Linked DNA regions of Homo sapiens: region 1 is linked to region 2. Evidence: chromatin loops called from intact Hi-C (ENCODE). Cell type or tissue: ovary. All regions are shown on one strand. Each heading gives the region's core, and the rest is flanking DNA. Links, peaks and the distances in the headings are about the cores only.

What was found. Peaks named below come from ENCODE experiments on the same cell type or tissue, not always from the same donor. Only the 100,000 strongest peaks of a DNase experiment are listed, where the experiment ranks them.
Region 1: a loop joins it to region 2, with 1.9 times the contacts of the local background. A loop is called at or near these places in 3 of 110 quality-filtered maps.

What each region holds. Positions count from the first base shown.
Region 1 is chr16:12,158,185-12,164,725 of GRCh38, forward strand. The region is part of intron 13 of SNX29 (sorting nexin 29); the gene reads left to right. Among named protein-coding and RNA genes, the nearest start is that of SNX29, 180 kb to the left of the region's middle. RefSeq lists an enhancer at 5,054-5,554. In ovary, for the core only: no CTCF peak of the experiment used is centred there; a DNase peak (open chromatin) is centred at 4,016; H3K27ac peaks cover 2,056 bases.
Region 2 is chr16:12,257,852-12,264,392 of GRCh38, forward strand. All of the region lies in intron 14 of SNX29 (sorting nexin 29), which reads left to right. Among named protein-coding and RNA genes, the nearest start is that of SNX29-AS2, 110 kb to the right of the region's middle. RefSeq lists an enhancer at 3,502-4,008. In ovary, for the core only: a CTCF peak has its summit at 2,947 (motif pointing left); DNase peaks (open chromatin) are centred at 2,686 and 2,876; H3K4me3 peaks cover 514 bases; H3K27ac peaks cover 1,643 bases.

The DNA of each region.
Region 1 (6,541 bases), core at 1,162-6,161, 99 kb before region 2:
TTAATTTTTTTAATTTTTTTATTTTTATTTTTTGAGAGAGGGTCTCGCTCTGGCACCCAGGCTGGAGTGCAGTGGCGCAATCTCGGCTTACTGCAATCTCCGCCTCCAGGGTTCAAGTAATTCTCCTGCCTCAGCCTGCCGAGTAGCTGGGATTACAGACGTGCGCCACCACACCCGGCTAATTTTTGTATTTTTAGTAGAGATGAGGGTTCACCATGTTGGCCAGGCTGGTCTCGAACTCCTGACCTCAAGTGATCCACCCACCTCGGCCTCCCAAAGTGCTGGGATAACAGGCGTGAGCCAGTGCACCCAGCCGGTTTTAATTGTCACAGATGTGGGCACCCAGTAGTCCTGCTTGAGCATTCTCACATATTTTGTGGTCCATTTGCCTAATGATTCATAAGTGCCTCACAGGCCAAGCTCACATTAGTTCTTTTCTTGAACATTGATATGATGCCTCACCCAGGCTGTGGGCCAAAAGGACAGCGTGGCATGATGAAAAGAACATGCAACGTGCACCGGAGACTCGGGGTAGCCCGAGTGGAACCCTGCTCCCTCATTTCCTGCCGTGTGACCTCAGGCAACTTTGAGCCTGTTTCCTTATTTGTGAAATGCGGATATGGGGATTGAGTGAAATGGGGGAACCCTTAGCTCAGTGCTTGTCTGTTTAAGTATTGACTTCTGTCCCACTTTCTCTAGTTAGTGCCCAGTAAATTGTTGACTTGATCTCAACTCAGAACGAGGATCTTTGCCTGTGGCGTGGAATCATTTCTCCAATCATGGAGAATGGGCGGAGAATGAGATTTGTAACACACCTGCCTGTTAGTTTTAGATGAGCCCTTCTGGAATTAATATGGTGTAGGCTTGGGTAGAAAGCACATCTTGTGCATAACTGCATTATCTTAGCAATTAGCTGGAATGAAGGTTCCATGTGCCCTCTACTGAGGACACCCGTCTAACAAAGGGTTTCTTTGGCTCCCAGCAAGGCTGGCACCCCTGCAGATGTATGACGATACCCAGCCAAGTTGATCTCTCTGCCTAATCCCTAGTTCCAGGGATAGCCTGTGGAGCATTGTAGGGAGTTGGCTTCATTCCTCACCCTTCCATTCTTTCAGAGACGATGGCTCAGCACACTGTATGTTGGGCTGCTTCTCAAGAACTAATTCCCAGTAACTAGCAATCCCAGTATTGAGTAGATGCAAGATGATTTTGAGAACTCTCGCTGTTCTGTTTCTAGGCTTCAACTTCGGATATCTTGGACCAGGCGTTTCTCCCTAAAGCTTTTGCTGAAGTTTCACCAAAGGATTTTATGAGACTGTAGGTTCCATGGACCACATCTGCATAGAGACATGGCTGTGTATTTCACAAGTAGGAGAATAGAAATCCCCACTGGGGCTGGGCACGGTAGCTCACACCTGTAATCCTAACACTTTGGGGAGCCGAAGCAGGAGAATCACTTGAGCCCAGAAGTTTGAGACCAGCCTGGGCAACATAAGGAGACCCTGTCTCTATTAAAAATAAGTACATTTAGAAATAAAAATATAAAAAGGAAAGGAAATCCCCAGTAGGACTGGGAGAACTCATACCTCATGGGTAGTGGGCTCAGTGGCCTTGGTGAACACTTAAGAGAGGGACAGGAAGTACAAGGTCCTTTGCTGCTACTCCCTTATCCCGTGCTTTTGCAGACATTACTAATCAATCACTGCACTCTTTGTAGCCCTAGAATCTTAGAATCCAGTGCATCTAGGCAGCCACTTCCAGTCATAGGCACCAATTTTCTTTACTGAAAATCTATTCTTCACCTCTCTTGTCTCTGGGAACTCTAAGTAAGTCCCTTTCCAAAAGCGCAGGCTAGTCAGATGTCTCTAACAAATGGTTCTAGGGCCAAGTGGGAATGATGAGATTTGCCACAGCAGGGAATAGCACCGTGACTCTGATGTTGCCAGGTGTGGAAATGATGCTGGTGAGGCCTGGGTGGTGGTCTGGATGCCCACTGTTTGCCCCATTGCTGGGTCTGCTGGACCCCACGAACTGCCTCCACTCCACTTTCTGACTGTATTCATGTTGCTGAGGGGCGTCAGGGGGCATGGTAGGAGTAGATGTTAGGTTTTTAACATGAGGAATCTTCATTTTAGTTTAGATTCAGGATCTTTCAGCCCTCTGAGTCTATCCCCTTGGTTACATAGCAGAGAGGCTTATGTGCTCTGCCAATTAGCCCACCAACTTTAGAAGGTCACAGCCAGAAAAATAGTCTTGTGCTAATGATTTAAAAATAACTTGGTGTTATTATATCATTCCATTCCTGTGAAACATCTAGGATAAGCAAATTTCTAGAGACAGAAACGAGATTAGTGGTTGTCAGGGGCCGTGGTTGGGGTGTGGGTGGTTGGGAGTGACTGCTAATGGATATAGGTTTTCTTTTTGGGGTGATGAAAATGATCTCTTCATAGAATTGTTGTTGTTGTTGTACAGTCTTGCAAATATGCTAAAAACCACTGGACATGCACTTTAAAAGGGTGAATTATATCTTAAGGAAGATTAGAAAAAAGTAAGGAGATTTTGTACAAAATAAAATCAAGTGTTAATAACAGCTACTACTGAGCACTTAAAAACGTAACTTCATGGCAGAAGTGTTAGTGCTGTCCCCCATTTCTTGATGGCATTATAGCATCAATGTCTGGACTGTGGGAGCTTTCTCTTTTGGGTCTGAAATATTGAGATCTTGACTGCTTTCACTTCTGGCCTTGTGCCGGGAGTAGCGACTGTATGTGTGATTTCGAGATATGCAAATCATCCTCTTCTTGCTTTCCTGATTTTTCTCAGGATTGCTGACATGCTACAGCTGATCAAAACCCACACCCGAGTACATTTTTGACAGAGATACAGTGATGATTTCATCTTTCATTTTCACCTCCCTCTATCAGTCCCGCAATGATTTCCAGTGTCTGATACCTCGTCACGTTCTGCGGTTGATAATACTATCTCAATTCATGGCCCTTGAAGCCATGTTGACCACCTTTCTGACCTTTGGATAGACAGGGAATACCAGATGGGCTGCGTTTTCCCCTCGGATTTTCTTTCCAGCCTTTTCCCTTTCCACTCTCTTCTTTGCCCCGAGGCGCAGCTTGGTGGACTCCATCACGAGGTTCCCCGACCTCTGACTTATGGTTGGCTTTGGCCCATGTGGTCACTGGGAAGCTCTGCCAGGAATGACTTGAGGCTGGGGCAGTTACTCTCTCGTCTTCCTCTCTGCTGGAGGCTGCAGCTTCTTTAAGTGGCATGGCATCACTGCCCAATTGATGCTGGGCTCCAGTAGCCACTGTCTACCTTACCCTTCAGGCCTGAAGGAGCGTAGGGTGGGCATCTGATACGGTTTGGATGTTTGTTCCCTCCAAATCTTACGTTAAAATGTGATTCCTAATGTCAGAGGTGGTGTCTGATGGGAAGTATTGGGTCACGGGGACAGGTGGGTCCCTCATGAATGGCTTAGCACACTCCCCCTTGGTCATGAGTGAGTTCTTGCTCTATTAGTTAATGCCAGAACTGGTTACTTAAAAAGAGCCTGGCACTTCCACCCTCCCTGCCCGCCCTTCTTCTCTTGCCTGTGGCACGCCAGTTCCCTATGCCTTCTGCCATGACTGAAAGCTTTCTGAGGCTTCACTAGAAGCAGGTGCTGGACCGCGTTTCTTACACAGTCTGCAGAACTGTGAACCAAATAGACCTCCCTTCCATATAAATTACCCAGCCTCAGGTATTCCTGATGAGCAATGCAAAATGGACTAATACAGTCTTTCCACAATTGTCGGCCCCCGAATCCCTCACCACCCCTGTTGGTTTCTTTTCACCTTGCTCCTCTGTAAATGGTCTATTAAACCTCACCATCAACCCCTTTGATGGTGCCATGTACTTACTTCCTGCCGGGCTTTGACTGAAACACCAGGCTTGTTCCAACTGGATGGCTTTGCACGTGATGGCTCCCTTCTTGAACACTCTTCCCTCAGATCTCAGCACGGTCGGCTCCTTCTGAGGGTGTCCAGCCTCAGCACACATGTCAGCGCCTCCGAGGGGCCTCGTCTGTTTACCCTCTCATCGTCCATCCTAGTACCATGCGTCATTTTCTTTATATCACTTTGACCCTCTGAAATGATCAATACTTGGTTGGCTGACTGGGCTTGTCCAGGGCATCCACACCCTCCTAAGTAGATGAGGAGTTGGCAAATATATTCTGTTGAGGGGCAGAGGGTAAATATTTTTGGCTTTGCAGGCCATATGGTCTCTGTCACAACTACTGAAGTCTGCTGTTGTAGCAAGAAAGCTGCCAGAGACATTACATAAATGAGTGGACATGCCTGTGTTCCACTAAAACTTCATTCACAGAAACAGAGCAGAAATGTGTGGTAGGCACATTCTATTCAATAAAGCTATTTAAGAAGCCACAAAAAATACACAACAGGCTGGATTTGTCCTGTGGGCCATAGTTGATGACCTTGAGCTAGCCTGAAGGCAGTGGGGTCTTGTGTGTCCTGTTCACTTTGGGTCCAGTGCTTTGAACGGGGCCTGGCTCGTAGGAGGTGCGTAGTAACTGTTCCCTGAATGCAGACCCAGGAATGCCTGTTCCATGCAGGTCATGGTGCTGGGCAGCGGCAACACCCTGGAGGGCCGGCAAGCACGTGTTTATCACACAACATAGTTGTTGCTTTGTTTTTCTTTTTTTTTTGAGACAGTCTCACTCTGTTGCCAAAGCTAGAGTGCAGTGGTACGCTCTTGGCTCACTGCAACCTCCGCCTCCAGGGTTTAAGTGATTCTCTCACCTCAGCCTCCCAAGTAGCTGGGGCTACAGGCATGTACCACCATGCCCAGCTAATTTTTGTATTTTTAGTAGAGATGGGGTTTCACCATGTTGGCCAGGCTGGTCTCGAACTCCTGACCTCAGGTGATACGCCCACCTTGGCCTCCCAAAGTCCTGGGATTACAGGCGTGAGCCACTGCGTCTGGCCAGTTGTTGCTTCTGATGGTAGATAGGAATGTCCTTTGCGGAGCCCCCAGGGTGAATTGGGTCACCCTGCTGAGAAAGGCGGGACTGGCCTCCCTGAGGAGGGAACACTGGAGCTGCGTCTGGAAGGCTGATTAGGGGTTTGGCAGGTGGGTGAGGTGGGGTAGCAGGGAGGAGGGCTTTACGAGAAGCTTGAGAGGGCCTGGTGTGTTTGACGGACTAGACTCTGCTACCCAGGGTGTTGAGGGTGACTGGAGAGGAGCTCAAGTGGACAGAGGCCAGACCAGAGGCCTGCACACCATGCCTGGTGGTGGGTCATTATCCTCTAGGCGATGGAGCAGCACTGAGGATGCAGCACCGATGAATTCACATGGTTAGAGAGGCGTTTCCATTGAGAGCAGTGTGGAGAGTCATGGAGGGGCTGGTGGCAACAGGAGACTAGAAATCTCCTGTAGAAGCTTCCCTCTATAGAAGCTTCTTGCCCCACATGGGTCTTGGTCTAGGGTGGGGTCTTGGGAGGATTTGTATTTGTTAAACCGAACCTTTTGTTCAGCCAGGGCTGAGGACTGTTCCCTGCCTCGGCACATCCTGCGGTCTCTGTTGGAGAGAACGGACCATAAGCTGATGCAGGCTCTGTTTCTGGCTTGCTCGATGGTGGTACTGTTCCGTGGTGCAGAGGATGAGCAGGTGTAGGTGAGGAGAGGGTGTGTCCAGATTTGGACATTCTACAGGAGTGGGGTGGGGAGAACTGAGATGTTAACAAGTAATTGAAAAATGAGGTCACAGGTAGTACAGCTCTCAAGAAGACAGTACAAGATGATGATGTGAATCTGCAAAGGACCTATGGAGTGGGAATATCTTTTGGTTGGGAGGGTTTGCTTTCTTAGTTGGGGAAAGCATTTTGGAGGTGCGGTGTGTGTGTAGGGGCACAAAGGAGCCAAGACTGGAAGGATGAGGAGGAACCAGCTCTCCCAGTGTCTGGGGGAAGACAGGGAAGGGCATATGCAAAGGCCCTGGGGTAGGGATGAGTGTGGGGTATGGAAGAAATGTCAAGAGGGGCGCAGAGCAGAATGTGAGAGGGCAATGAGGTACGAAATAAGGCATTTGAGTGGAGTTTGGAAAACAGAATTTCCAGTTGACCAAGATTTCTGGTTAATAGAGTACTAGTTATGCTGGTTTAAGAAAACCCGTGCGATAGTGAATGACTGTAATAAGGATTTATAAGATGTACTTGGGAATCCTTGATCCTGTAGGTTCGTGATTTTGAGAAGTTCAACTGCTACATTTTTGCCCCTGGCCTAGCATTACAACCTTGAGAAGATTGAGTACTGTTTACAAGTATGTACTTTTTTGGTTGATAATATTTCTTGAAACTTCTCACTTTGAAAGGGGCCATACAGCATTTGGAAGCTGTATGGGCAGCCTGAGCATTTGGCTTGGATTTAATCATGGGATTTTCTTACTTTGGGCAGCAGAATTCATATAAGTGTGTTTATTCATGCCTTTTTTTTTTTTTTTTTTTTTGAGATGAAGTTTTTTGGCTCTTGT
Region 2 (6,541 bases), core at 842-5,841:
GTTGCTCAAACCAGAAATCTGGGAGTCATCCTGTGTTTTTCCGCAGACTTTGTCTCTGATTTACAATCTATAGCCAGTCCTGCCAGTTCCAAAATATACCCTGGAGATGAATGGCCATTTGTGACTGTCCTCACTGCTATCGCCTGGGTCAGGCCCCCAGAGTCTCTTTGCCTGGGATGCTATTGTAGCTCTGAGCTGGTCACCTGCTTTCCATCCTGGCTCCTGTGCAGTCTGCTCTTCACACAGCAGCCAGAGTGGTTTAGCAATCAGCAAACAGGTCACAGCTCCCAGCTCCCCTGATGAAAGGCCTCCAACAGCTTTGCCTCATCCTGAGAATAAGATATGAAGTTTCCCCTGCAGCCTCCAGCCCCGTGTCATCTGCCGCCACCTGCCGTCCTGCTCTGACCTGTCACCTCGTCTCTGTGTGTACCTTCTTTCAGTCACAGTGGCCTTTCTGTTCCCGGAAGAAGTCCCGCGTTCCCATGTCATCGCACTTGCCATTCCCTTTGCCAGAACATTCCCCCCGTGATAGCCCCATGATGGAGCTTCGAGTCAGTCAGTTCTCTGTGTGGTTGAGGTCTCCCCACAGAGGCCCAGCCTCCATGTCTGCAGGAGCTCTCCTGAGGCACCCTCTCCAGTGTATGTTTTGCATAGAAATTGTTACTCCCGGAAATTCTCCTTACTTATCTGCTCATTTGCTGCAAGCCAGATGTAAGTGCTCAGCAGAACTGTCTCTCATGTTCCACTCCCCACAGGTCCCAGGGCCCTGACCCATGGCAGTCGCTCACAATGTATATACTGGGGCAGCAAATGCAGTGGTGGCATCAGAATTCCAGAGCCTTCTTGGAGAGTGAATGGTACTTCGCTGCCTTTCCATCTTAGTAGCTCAGAGGAAACGTGGAACTTGTAAGGGTTTGTGAGGTAGTTCCTGAATCAGACGTCTCCTCTGTTAAAGGTGCCCAGTGTGGAGAGCGTTGTTATTTTTTATCTAATATATAATGAGACACCAAGGAGGACTTCCAGCCTCCCTTGGGAAATTTCCCTGAGTCTCTGTCGGAGGAGGACTTGTGTCTTGTGTCATTCTCTCTCACTATGATAGCCTGGTACAAAGAGATCCTCCGTAGACAAGAGTTGTTCCATCAGCAGACAGAGAGCTGGATTCAGCCCTCTGGCAGGAGTGCCACGCCTCCCTCCCCAGATTCCCCCTCCTCTCTCTCCTGCCCTCTGCTTCCCCAGAGCTTCCTTGCTTTGGCTTCCTAGACATAATTAAGATTTTCCGGGAAGTTGTCTAGGCTGTACATCATCTCCGTGGGCTTTTGAAATAGCCTCTGGTTTGTCATTTATTATATCGTTCCGATTTGTCAAGGTCTCCTTCTCAACGTGGGGAAAAAAAATGCACTCCGCTTCCAGGTGTACATGGGAATCGTTTAAAATACAGCGTGATTACAGCTGGGCCACCTGGCTGCTCGTTCTACCCCGTCTTTGAGAGGAGGCAGCATTGGCTGTGCTGGCTTGGTGTAGCCACTGGCTAAGAAGGTGTCCTCCTCCTCTCTGCCCCTGCCTCCAGCCTGAGCAAGCCCTAGTTCTGCTGGGTGAGGGGGATGCTGGGATGTTTCTCTGCCTCCTCCAGCCCGCAGCCCCCACCTGGCTCCCCGCAGCTTTTATGAGAGCTGTGGCGCAGAGGACTGAGGAGCGGATTGAAGCCAGCCCAGGGTCACGTGTGGCTTTATGGATGAGAGCCCTTGAATATGATTGTCTTCCTATTTTCTAGTTTTTCTTACCTTTGGGACATTTTCTCATCACCTAATGCTAGTCTTCAAACTGTAAGGTACATCAAAATCACCCTGGATAGTTATTAAAATGCAGATTCCTGGCCCTCGTCTCCGATCCACGGAATTCGTTTCTGGGAACCGAGACCCACGAATCTGCATTGTAACAAGTTTCCCCTTCCCTCCCAGCCCTCCCCATGTGACTTTGATGAGCGTGGTTCAGGGTCCCCCTTTGAGCCCTGCTGATATAATGGACCTCTCTGCTCAGATCACCGCCACATCCAAAGTGCCCTGCCACCCCCTAATCCCCCGCTGCCTCTGCCTCTGCCCCATGAATGCAGCCGCTCAGGTCTTTGCTCCTGCTGATGCGCGGCCACGTTCCTCCAGTCTTCTCTTCTGTTCCTGCAGGAGACAGCTGCCACATTGAGGCTTCACAGGCACTTCTCTGTGACCCCTTTTTTCTCTCCATTGTGACCTGACCCTATGGCATTCTTCAGAATTCATAAGGGAAGTGAGCTTTCAACGTGATTTCTTTTTTAAACCTATCTTTTTTATCCCCTTGAAACATGAGACTTTGCCTTGACCTTGGGTTTCAGGGATGATGAGTCCTCTTCTGCTGGTGCTACAGGCGTCCTTGTTCCAGCCTTGACATTGTTTTCCTTGTAGGTTCCTGGAGCAGGGATACATTCTGGATTTCCAACATGAATTGTGTGAGATTTTTGTTGTTCTTTTAACCTCCCTGTTACCGTCTTCCTTCTCATCCTTCATCTGTTGTGCGCCTGGTGCTCCTTGAGGACTTTGTATTCTTGGCTTTGGGCTTCCTTCCCATGCGGCTTGAGGCGCTGGCCCATGTTATCTGTTGTTGTCTAGAAGTCTCTCCACAAAGCCCAGCCCCTTGCAGATGATTTGTCTTTGCCTTCTGAGCTTCTCTTTTCTCTCATGTGGGGTGGGGGCATCCATGTCCTCCTGGTCTCTTGGAGTGCGTTCCACCTTCTCCGTCTGCTTGCTCTCCAGGGCTTTCTTAGCCAGGTCCCCGGCTGGAGTGGATGTTTGCTATGAGCTTGGGTCTGTGCACGCGTCCCCGGCTGGAGTGAGTGAGTGTTGAGCTCAGGTCAGTTCACACGCCCCCAGCTGGAGTGAGTGTTCGCTGAGCTCCAGTCTGTGCATGCGCCCCCGGCTGGAGGGAGTGTTTGCTGAGCTCAGATCTGTGTGCGTGTGCCCGGCTGGAGTGAATGTTTGCTCTGAGCTTGGGTCTGTGCATGCGTCCCCAGCTGGAGTGAGTGTTTGTTGAGCTCAGGTCAGTGCACGCGCCCCCGGCTGGAGTGAGTATTTGCTGAGCTCGGGTCTGTGTGCGCGCCCCCGGCTGGAGTGAGTGTTTGTTGAGCTCGGGTCTGTGCACGTGTCCCCGGCTGGAGTGAGTGTGTGCTGAGCTGGGGTCTGCGCATGAGTCCCTGGCTGGAGTGAGTGTTTGCTGAGGTGGGATCTGTGCATGAGTCCCCGGCTGGAGTGAGTGGTTCCTGAGCTCCAGTCTGTGCACGTGTCCCCGGCTGGAGTGAGTGTTTGCTGAGCTCCGGTCTGTGCGTGCGTCCCTGGCTGGAGTGAGTGTTTGCTGAGCTCGGGTCTGTGTGCGCACCCCCGGGTGAAGTGAGTGTTTGCTGAGCTCGGGTCTGTGCGCGCGTCCCCGGCTGGAGTAAGTGTTTGCTCTGAGCTCCGGTCTGTGCGTGCGTCCCTGGCTGGAGTGAGTGTTTGCTGAGCTCGGGTCTGTGCACGTGTCCCCGGCTGGAGTAAGTGTTTGCTCTGAGCTCCGGTCTGTGCACGTGTCCCCCGCTGGAGTGAGTGTTGGCTGAGCTCGGGTCTGTGTGCGCGCCCCCGGCTGGAGTGAGTGTTTGCTGAGCTCGGGTCTGTGCACGTGTCCCCGGCTGGAGTAAGTGTTTGCTCTGAGCTTCGGTCTGTGTGTGCATCCCTGGCTGGAGTGAGTGTTTGCTGAGCTCGGGTCTGTGCATGCGTCCCCGGCTGGAGTGAGTGGTTCCTGAGCTCGGGTCTGCACGTGTCCCCGGCTGGAGTGAGTGTTTGCTGAGCTCGGGTCTGTGCGTGCGTCCCCGGCTGGAGTGAGTGTTTGCTGAGCTCGGGTCTGTGCGTGCGTCCCCGGCTGGAGTGAGTGTTTGCTGAGCTCGGGTCTGTGCACGTGTCCCCGGCTGGAGTAAGTGTTTGCTCTGAGCTCCGGTCTGTGCGTGCATCCCTGGCTGGAGTGAGTGTTTGCTGAGCTCGGGTCTGTGCATGCGTCCCCGGCTGGAGTGAGTGGTTCCTGAGCCCAGGTCTGCACGTGTCCCCGGCTGGAGTGAGTGTTTGCTGAGCTCGGGTCTGTGTGCACGTCCCCGGCTGGAGTGAGTGTTTGCTGAGCTCGGGTCTGTGTGCACGTCCCCGGCTGGAGTGAGTGTTTGCTGAGCTCGGGTCTGTGCGCGCGTCCCCGGCTGAAGTAAGTGTTTGCTCTGAGCTCTGGTCTGTGCGCGCGTCCCCAGCTGAAGTGAGTGGTTGTTGAGCTCGGGTCTGTGCACGTGTCCCAGCTCTGCTTTGCTGTTTGTCGTTCATCCTCTGGATCTTGTTTAAAAAGTGAATGTTAGAACTGAAATTGACTCAAAGTCTTCCCCTTGGTTTGATAAATGAGGAGACCCAGGCTCTAGGAAGTGAGGTGACTGTTCAGGGTCACAGAACACTCCCTGGGAATTTGTCAGCTATCAAAATTTAAACTGCATCCCCTTTGACTCAGCAGCTTCATTTCTAGACATTCATCCCAAAGAGATACTTAAGCACATGCACAAAGAGACAGGCACGAGGCTGTAGATGGTGGTGTTATTTGAATTGGGATCAATAAAAGGCTGGTGGAATAGATCGTTGGTTCGATCCTAAAATGCAGCGATGACAAAGAACGGGGCTGGTCTGTGTACACCGGCGGGATGAGAGCGCAGGCCTGTCGCGGAGTAAGAGGTAGCAACACGGCAAGCTGTGCCATTTGTCTGATAGAAAACAAAACCAGTAAGAGTACATAAACCTGTGACAGTGGTAAGGAGACCAGGGCAGTGATGAAGGGTGACCTGCACTTTCTGTGCTCTGGACTTAGGCATTTGAATTGTTTTAATGCAGATGGCATTCACAAACCATGCAGTTCACGTGTTCTAAGTGTATAATTCATTGGTTTTCCGTGTATTCACAGAGTTGTGCAACCATCACCACTGTCCAACTCCAGAACATTTTGATGAGATCCTGTTCCTATTTGCAGTCACTCACCTCTCCCTGCAGCCCTTGGCAACTATGAAACTACCTTTTGTTTCTGTGTATTATCTTTTGAATGCAGTAGACTCAGCTCCTTCATGTGCAGAATGGGAAGCCAGATGAACTGGATCAGAGCATGTAAAGTGCTTGCCGTGGTGCTGGGCACTTAGCCAGCCTCCAGTGAAATATTAACTGACATTGTTATTATTGTCATGTCCTCTCTTCTTGGACTGTTGTCCACCTTTTTTTTTTTTTTTTTGAGACAGGATCTCACTCTGTCACCCAAGCTGGAGTGCAGTGGCATGATCTCGGCTCACTGCAACCTCTGCCTCCTGGGTTCAAGTGATTCTTCTGCCTCAGCCTCCTGAGTAGCTGGTATTATAGCCACCAACATAGCCAGCTAATTTTTATATTTTTAGTAGAGACGGGGTTCTGCCATGTTGGCCAGGCTAGTCTCAAACTCCTGACCTCAGGTGGCCCGCCCGCCTTGGCCTACAAAAGTGCTGGAATTACAGGTGTGAGCCACCGTGCCTGGCCCCAACATCTTGAATAGTTGTATGGACCCGATGAGAGAGAATGAGCTCTCTAGAAATCTAACAGATTATCATACAACTTGTTGGCCTGGTTGGGATTTATACTCTATCCCTATTCCTTGACATGCAGGGGTCTGGCATGTGTACAACAGGGCCATACACATTTAAAAATGGACATATATTTTCCCTGCAGTGAACATATGTTACTTATATAATTTGAGAAAATAAACTTTTTAAAGAAACAAAGAGAAAACATTATAAAGCCATGTTAAATGTACCTTGTTAGTTGGATGGCATCCCTAGTGAGAGTGACAAATTTTGTCTTTGTTGACTGATACATATATATATATTTTTTGCTAAGTTTTTACAGTCAGGCTCAAGTGAGGTATTGGTCAGTAATTCAGTCAGGAAGGAATGAGAGTCCAATTTGTGGATGTTTCATGGGTTCTGAGAAGCTAGATGGAGTCTTTGCCCTTTTGAAGCTTCTAATCTAGGTAGACGGTCAAGGTCATGATCTGATGTTCTATTAATGACTTCAATGACCTCCACCACCATTGCCATCCATGGAGCATGCTTTCCGGACCAGGCACCCTTCTGATTGATTCAGCTCTTCCTTGATGCCTCCTCTGATGTTAACCTACGAGAAAGGTGTGATTATTCTCTTTGTTCTGGGCAGGAGACTGTGTGCCGGCCAGCTGAGCCCCTTGCAGAAAGTGGCTGAGCCATGATTTGAGCCCAGGTCTGTCTGGCCCCAGCCCCTGTGCCTTTTGCAGTGTTGTGTCCTCACTCTGTTGACGTGCATCGTTTTTTAGCTGCCCCATATCTAACTGCCTGTGGTATGGCATAGAGTCCTAGCATTGAGGCAGTTCTGTGAAATCCTCTGCATGGGCTTTTGAAATTCCAAGGTTCTCTTCTTAAGGGCAGGCTGCACAGTAATTTCCCGAGGAAGGCTTTGTTCCATAAACCCAG